Linked DNA regions of Mus musculus: region 1 is linked to region 2. The links are chromatin contacts, found by Hi-C or POLR2A ChIA-PET in ENCODE. All regions are on one chromosome and are shown on one strand. The core of a region is the stretch at or near the end of the contact, and the rest is flanking DNA. Distances in the headings are between cores, read along the strand shown.

Region 1 (4,388 bases), core at 1,615-4,114, 76 kb before region 2:
TCAAGGAGACTGTGGGTCTAGGGATTAGGGCCTGGGATAGGACAAAGTCCCCAGGCTTTTCTATTAAGGCAGTAAGGGCAAGGAAGTGAGGACCAGTAACACTCCAGCTCCAATGAGAGTATCTAGTGAGAGTATCTACTAGCAAGGACACATTGTTACAGGCCACTGGGCTGTTCAGAGAGCTTCAGAGAGGAAGTGGCTCAGTCAGTAGTGTTCTACTAACATGCACAAAGCCTTAGGTTCCCAGAGTCACATAAAACAATGTGTGGTGGTAACTGTAATTCCAGGACCAGAGAGGTAGAGGCAGGAGGATCAGAAATTCAAAGTCATGTTCAGCTATATTGGAAATTTGAAGCCAGTCAGAGATAGATAGATGATAGATTGACATATAGATATATAGATAGAGGATAACTTGATATATAGATGATAGGTAGATGATAGATAGATAGATAGATAGATAGATAGATAGATAGATAGATAGATAGATAGATAGATGATAGTCTTGGTCTTCTGTGATGTTCTGGGCTGGAGGCTTAGAAAGATGAACAATTTACACAGAACTCCCACCCTCCAATACAAGGCCCAAGGTACCTGGTAGCTTAAAACAAGGCTGGGCAGAGCCACCTAAAGTGGTCCACATCTCATATCCCTGGAGGCAAGTGAGGACAAAGGGGGCAGACAACTGGAGATTCAGCTTCATAGACTTTAGAGGCAGGGAGAGTAGGCCACTCCCTCAGAACTCTCCACATCCCTGCAGGTCACTCACTCTCTCCCGGCAAGGGAAGTCGCAGAGAACCTGGAAGTTCATGCTACCAGCTGGTGTGGCACCGAGACCTGCTCTGTACCCTGCCCAGTGTGCTGGTAGCTGAGGGACTGTGGACCTCTGGCTTGCCAAGTATATATCGAGGGCATGGCCTGAATTCTGTTGCCATGGCCTGGGCACTCTTTGTTATCCCTTTTCTTTCCCCTAGCCCAGAGGCCAGTCGCTCAAGTGACTTGGGAGACTGAGAACCCTTGGATGTCACCAGGAACCAGGATATCACCCAGACATCCCGAGAGGGCCCTAGTCTGACATGGATTGGCTTGGAGCAAGGGTAGCTTATTGGGTCCTCCAGCACCCCCAACCTTGCTCTGCATGCTCAGTCCCCCAAGCAGTGACTCTCAGGCTTCATTTGTCTGGAGGTGCCACAAAGATCATTGAGGAAGGACTGTCACTTACACAGAAGGGCAGGGTAGGAGGCTGCTCCCAGCAGTGAGACCATCAAGAATTACTTCTAGAACAGCTGCATTCGTATCTAGGGGACCTTAATGTCCCCTAAGTTCTTAGTACCTCAGGATACCGCCCTGTGTCGTCACCTGAACTGTGTTCCTTCTTCCTCTCACCAAGGAACACATCCTGATGAGAAACCAGAACCTGGTGGGGTTCAAGCTCCCTGAACTGAGTGAGGCCGCGGAGCAGGACAAAGGTAGGCGGAGGGGGAGGGGCTTGGGGGGGGACCTGTGTGCCCTCCCAGGGCTGGTTAGGCCGGTGGCGTTCTATGTGTGAACACTCGATTTCCCATCAGTCTTTGTGCATGTGTGAAGGAAACAGATTGTATAGTCCACTGAGGCAGAGCACGCTCAAGTCTGTCTCCTTCCTGCCACCCCGCCCTATCCCTGTTAGTGGCATTGGGTCTGGAAGGCGCCCCAGGCCTGAACTTTTGACATTGCTTTTCCCTTACACCCAGGAAGCTACCCAAATAGAGCAGTTCCTCTTTTCAAGACACCAGAGCTCTCTCTTTTCAATCTGCTGTCATCACAAAGTCCATAATCCAGCCCTGCCCTGCTGGGTGTCTGCATATCCCTTCCTCCAAGCCTTCTGCTCTCCCCCAGGCCACACACTCTGCCACACTTCTCTGAAAATACAGACAGAGGCTGGATCCTCCCTGTTCCTGCCTTCGTGCGTCCTTCCTCTGAGTTCGCTGATGTCCCGGGGTGAGCCACAGCTGTCCATCCTGGCTCTGCTACTGAGTGAACAAGCTCTGTGGCCTCACCGGGCCTGATCCCCACATCCCACATTGTTACACGGGGCTATCATAGTTGCCTCGAACATTATCAAGACGAGTACACAAATGAAACTCTATTTACAGTATGCCTAGAGCAGCACCCGGTGCATAGTGAGTGCTGTCTAGGTGCCAGCCGTTAAGATCCCCAGAGATGCTACTGGGCCCCAAGAGCCCGTATCTCTCTCTGGGGATATGTCCATGTGTGCACATGTGTGTCTGTACATACTGTAAGCTATATGCTTACATTCACAGTGCTGCCTGGCACTGATAAGCCCTGAGTAAATACTTAACTGAACAAATGGTGCACAGGGGAGATACCGAGATAGCTGCTTAAAAGCAACCAATAGCCAGAATGCTTCGTGATGGCCAGAGAAGAAAGAACATGCTTTTAGGGATGCTTCTAGAAGGGCAGGCTCTCTGTTCTTCCCTCTTCCTCAGGCCTGTGGGCACTCACTCCCTTGTCTCTACGTGTTCTGTTGAATCATTGCACCTGTCTCTTAAAGGAGCCGGTCTGTCCATCTGCTCCAAAATCACCCTCATTCCTTATTTTGTATTTATGAATATATATATGCATATATGTCTTGTCTTTTGTTGGTACTTATTAATTTAAGTGGTGATATGTACAATGTTATATGTAACTATATATATGGCACTAATGTTACCATTTTAATCATTTTCAGCATGTGGGGCAGTGGCCTTAGGTCCAGTCTTGCTGTATTGTGCAGCCATCGCCACCGTCCATCCACAGACCCTTTTCATCTCCCTCAATTGCAGCCACACCCATGAGGCACAGCTGTCTGTGCCCCTCCCCCAGCCCCTTGCACTCCCATTTCACTTCCTGTTTCTGTGGATTATGTCTTCTCTAGGTCCCTCATTTAAACAAAGCCATACAACATTTTACCGTCTCCTTCTAATGTCATCTCAATAAATCCTCTCTAGTGTTTTGCAGACTCTAAGTCATTGGCAACTCAGATTTAGTCTCCCCCCAGGAAACTAAGAGGCAGGGACTTCTGCTCTCACCTTATTGTTAAGGAAACTGAGGCCCAAAGGACTGCTGATTCCATCACATGGCTTTGCCATCCCAGGAGCAGTTATGAAACATGTTTTAGCATTATTTAATTTTAGATAAACTAATCCAGAGGAGGTTGGCTTGTGGGGGGCAGGGCAGTGAGAGCAAAGCCAGTGTCCTGAAACTTCTGAAACTTCCACCTTTCTCCTGTGGGCACGGGTGTGCGTCAGGCTTCACAGAGCACCTCTGGAAGGGCACACTCCCCTCCCACACTGTCTATGGCTGGTGTTGTCATCTTATGAATCACTGTTCTGGGCTGACATACAATAACCACCACCTTCTCAGTTAACAAGGTTTCAGAGGTCCTGTCTGTCTGTTTGTTTGTTTTTCGAGGCAGGGTTTCTCTTTATAGCCCTGGCTGTCCTGGAACTCACTTTGTAGACCAGGCTGGCCTCGAACTCAGAAATCTGCCTGCCTCTGCCTCCCGAGTGCTGGGATTAAAGGCGTGCGCCGCCACGCCCGGCTCAGAGGTCCTTTTTTAAAGGACTGAATTATTTTTAAAAAATTAACCATCTCTAGCTGGGTATGGTGGCACATGCCTATAATACCAGCACTCTGGGGGCAGAGGCAGGAGGCTCTCTGTGAGTTCGAGGCCAGGCTTTAACTACATACTGAGTTACAGAGAGTCAGGGTGATGTATCTAGACCTTGTCTCGATAAGTAAAAGCAAGCAAACAAACAAATAAATAAAGCACCTTAGAGATGGGGAGATGGCTCGGGGGTAAGAAGGCTTGCTCTACAAGCATGAGGATCTAAGTTTGAGTCCCCAGCACCCACATACAGAGCCGGTCATATGCATAGCGACAATGCATGCCTGTAGCACCAGAGCTGTGAGGAGTGGAGACAGGAGGATTGCTATGGTTTGCTGGCTGCCAGCCTATCTCCAGATCCTTCAATGAATGACAGAGCAAGAGCAGCCGACATCTCCCTCTGTGTACATACACACACACACACACACACACACACACACACACACTCACACACACACACACAGACACACACAGACACACAGACACACACAGACACACACACACAGACACACACACAGATACACACACACAGACACACACAGACACACACACAGACACACATACACAGACACACACACACACAGACACACACACAGACACACACACAGGCACACACACATACACAGACACACACACACAGACACACACACAGACACACACACAGACACACATATACACAGAGGCATAAATCACATACATTTATAAATACTTTTAATTGTTTTATTAACACACTAGAAAAACCTCC
Region 2 (4,097 bases), core at 304-2,803:
GGAATGTAGTTGGCATATACTAAACTATATATGAGTAAGGTGTACAATTTGAGAAGTTTTCATATTACATTCATGTCTGTGGTGTCATGCTCTAAGACAGTGAACATAGCCAATACCCTAAAATGTTTCTTCTTACCCTTTGAAGGTTTGGAGGACTTGTGTTTGAGTCTGAGCCAAGGCTTAAACATGCTAGGCAAGTGTTTTACCGTTGAGTCAGCCACCTCTAGTTCCCATTCTAACACTGTAGTGTTTCCTACCTGACACCACCCGCTAAGCAACCACTGATCTGATTTTGCCACTAAAGATTCCTGGGGGCGGGGGCTATTCTAGAAAATTTTTTTGGAAGGTCTATCTTCTTTCAGCCTAAGTATTTCAGGCTCATCCACATTGTTAAGTGTGTCAATCATGTATTCTTTATTATTGCTGAGTAATATTCCATTGTGTGACTTTATTTCAGTTGTTTTCCATTCACCTGTTGATATGTTGTCATAGGGTTTCTACTGCTGTGAAGAGACACCATGATCAGAGAAACTCGTATAAAGGAAAACAATTCATTGGGGCTGACTTAGAATTCCGTGGTTTAGTCCATAATAGTCATGGTGGGAAGCATGGCAGCACACAGGCAGACATGCTGGAGAGGTAGCTGAGAGTTCTACATCTGGATCAGCAGGCAGCAGGAAGAGAGAGTGACACTGGGTCTGACCTACGCATCTGAAAACTCAAAGCCCACCCCTAGTGACATATTTTCTCCAACAAAGCCTTATCTATTGCAGCAAGGCCACACTTCCTAATAGTGCCATTCCCTGTGGGCCTATGGGGACCATTTTCATTCAAACCACCACATCAGGTATCTGATGTTGGTGTACTAGTCTTCATGTGGATCTATTCTAGAAGCAGGATGACTGGACTATGTGGTTGGAATGTTTGTGCTTAGGTTTTAAAGAAATGGCCACAATCTCGTTCCACAATGATTGTATCATTTTACATCCCCAACAGACAATCTGAACAGATTTGTTCAGCATCTTTGTCAATATTTAATACAGTTCTTTTCATTTTAGCCACTGTGGTATTGTATTGATAATTCACTTCCCTTCTAATTTGCATAATGGTCTCAGACATCATTTCATGTGCTTATTTGCTATCCATAAATCTAAAAGGCTAGTCTAGTCTTTGGCCATTTAAAAAAATTGTGGGTTTTTTTGTTGTTGTTGTTGTTTTTTTTTTTTTTGGGGGGGGGAGGGGTAAGAATTGTGTATTCTAATTAGAAGTCCTTTGTTAAATATATTTTGCTTTTCCAAAGCCTGTGACTTGCCTCTTCATTTTTTTGTCCTTTTTTACAAAAGTATTTAATTTTATTGATTTCTATGTATGTGACTATTTTGCCTACAGGTGTGTGTCAGCAGCCTTGAGCTACAAAAACCTCCAAAGCCAACAGGGGGGGGTGGAGCTCCGTCTCCAGGCAACGCGCGAGGGCGTGGCCTTACGTCACTGAGGTGCGACTGGTTTGCGGGCCGCGCCGCTGCCGCCTAGCGGGTTTAGCTAAGCAGCAGCCGAGGCGGTGTCCCTGGTGCGAGGAGAGCGATGCCTTGAACTGGGTGAGCCTTGCAGCGCCGCCCCTTCGCTGTGTCCCTTCCCAGCCACTCCACGGTCCTGGAGTAGGGAGTGGAGGCCCGGGCAGCACCAGGGTGTGAAACCGGGCTTCAGAGGAGCTAGGGCCCCTTGTCAGGGCCTCGGCTGCGGGCTTTGGGCACCGATTCCTGGGCGGGTGGAGACTCTGGGTCCGCCTTCTCGGTGGCGGTGGAGACTCTGGGTCCGCCTTCGCGGTGGTGCTGAGGAGAGCTTTCAGAGATCAGCTCGAGCGGTTTTGAATCTTGGCGCTGGCGCACTGAGCAGTTTAGCTGTTGGTTAGCAGAGCAGGTGCGCCAAGGAGGGGCTGAGGGGCGGGTGCTGGGGCCAGGGCGGCAGGGTGGCCACAGGGCAAGGCTTCTGAGGGAGAGCCTGGGCCCGTGGTGTCGGCCAGCCCTCCTACTAAACCCGCCCCGGCAGTGCACCCGGGCCCTTGCTTGTCAAGCTAATTGCTACCTTTTGAGGACCGACATTAAAAAAAAAGTTTCCTTGCTAATCATAATTGTAGGGTAAGTTGCCTTCTGTGTGCAGTTTCATTACAAAACTGTGGGGTTACTGTTGTTGCAATTTGTCTCCAGCCTACCTTCATATTCTTCATATTCCGACCCAGCCCCATTTCCTGATGCCCAGCATTTCTTGTCCTTCTTCTGGAGTACATGTAGCTCCAGTAACACTCCCAGTTGCTTTTAATCCGTGCTTCTCAAACTAAGACCATCTTTTCCACACCCCCTTACCGTGCTTGCTATAGAATGAAATTCACCCTTTAGACTTTTACTTGGGCTTGAACTGTCACCCGACCAATGGTCCTGATAGTTGTCCTTGAAAAGTAATGCCTTCTGAATTCAGAGCCCTCAGGACTTGCGTGGATTTTGTTTTACCCCTTTTGTGCTGGCTGGTTTCGGTTTCTGTCTTAACATGATTGTGTTTTTCAAGACTATGTTATCTTTGTCATTTGGCGTAAGGGAACCATATATATAAGGGACATATAGGATAGATATTCTCTGAATATATCTAAATTCTTTTAACTAGAGGAAGTTGATTTCTCTTTCTAAAAAGGTAGAGAAGGTGCAAAGAGAATATTTTTCTTTCTAAGTCAGAGTGTACTTACTACTTGGTGTGTGCTTTGTCAGGCTGTCTATAATACTTGCCAATTTTCCAAGAATCCATGAAAGGATGAATGGATAATCTATAAGGAAAATTAACAACTGGTGCTATTAGAACTCCAGCACTTACTCAGTACTCTGTTTGTTTATAGGTTTTCAGGTTTTATTTTATTTTATTGAGATTTCTTTAGTTTTATTTCTCCTCCTTAATACCTTTGACCCCAGAACAGGCATTCTAGATTCTATACCGACTCTGACCAGCCTAATCATTGGATATCTGTATAAACTTAGAGTTTGTATAAATAGTGAATAATAAGTTAAGTAGTGTCATTCGAGCCCCAATTGTAGAACTTAGTATGTATTACTAAGATGGAAGATGGTACAAAATTTAACAAATTTCAAAGGTGCCTTTGATACCGAAGTCATTGTTGACTAGTCATCTGATGTGACACCAGAAGTCAGCCTTAGGTCTGGATAGACTACACACCTAGTGGCCAGCAAGTCCCAGGGATCTTCCTGTCCCTGCACACACACACACCCGGCCTGGCACTAAGATCACAAGTGTGCCACTGCGCTGTCCTTTCACATGAGTTCAGGGGTAGAACTGAGGCCCGGGTGCTTCCTGGAGGTCCTTTCCCAGCTGAACTCTCCAGCCCTCACCCAGTTGTCTTGCACTTTGATGGGCTCAGTTTTCCTCTGTGTCATTTCTGAATGACTTATGTTTCACATTTTCAGGGAGTTCCTTGGGTGAGTATTATTAGTGATGCAGTTGTGTTTCTTATAAGGAATACTTGAACTTCAACAACTCATTTGTTAGAAAAAGAAGCAATTGACTGTGTGTGCCACCCACTGAAGAATGTGGCACATCCTTGGAATCCTTGATATCCCTGTGAGTTTCAGAATAACAGCTCTTTCTCAGAGACCCTCAGGCTGCTCTTGGGAAGCACATCTCTGTCTTAACTAGAAGAGGTCACAGCTCTTTGAGGAATCTTGACCACAGACTTGTATTTTACTGAAACTTATTGCCAGTGGTTTGCAGGTTTACATATTATATCTGTAAGCAATACTACTGTTCTGTGATAGATGTGTGTGTGTGTGTGTGTGTGTGTGTGTGTGTGTGTGTGCGCGCGCGCGCACGCATGTGTGTATGATAACTTCACAATTTTATCCATAAATATCATTTTAACTGCCATGTCATGTTAGTGTGAATGATTGAGCTAATAAAAGAATACTAGATGAATGATAAAAAAGTATTTCTATATTGACTAGAGAAATACTATATACTTATCTACTACCCAAGAGCACAGGTGTGTGTCCTGAAGACTCAAGGGGGAACTGAGTAAAGCGACTTCATTGAACGATACGTGC

What was found. Hi-C counts contacts between places; a loop is a spot of excess contacts on that map. ChIA-PET counts read pairs that join two places held with the same protein, here RNA polymerase II (POLR2A).
Region 1: a loop to region 2 is called in a map of mature B cell, with 2.1 times the contacts of the local background. The contact joins the enhancer-like site here to the promoter of Rnf141 in region 2. A Hi-C loop is called at or near these places in 3 of 37 maps with a recorded cell type or tissue (CH12F3, gastrocnemius and mature B cell). POLR2A ChIA-PET finds 5 or more read pairs at or near these places in 3 of 5 experiments (Patski and embryonic stem cell).

The regions. Positions count from the first base shown.
Region 1 is chr7:110,918,392-110,922,779 of GRCm38, reverse strand. Mrvi1 (MRV integration site 1) reads left to right here. Exons shown (of 21, transcript NM_194464.3): 10 at 1,388-1,466. Among named protein-coding and RNA genes, the nearest start is that of Gm16336, 16 kb to the right of the region's middle. Within about 2 kb of position 2,864, at least 1 of the 3 ENCODE cell types and tissues checked has a DNase peak (open chromatin) inside an H3K27ac peak, as active enhancers do.
Region 2 is chr7:110,841,837-110,845,933 of GRCm38, reverse strand. It overlaps Rnf141 (ring finger protein 141), which reads left to right and starts at 1,553. Exons shown (of 6, transcript NM_025999.3): 1 at 1,553-1,595.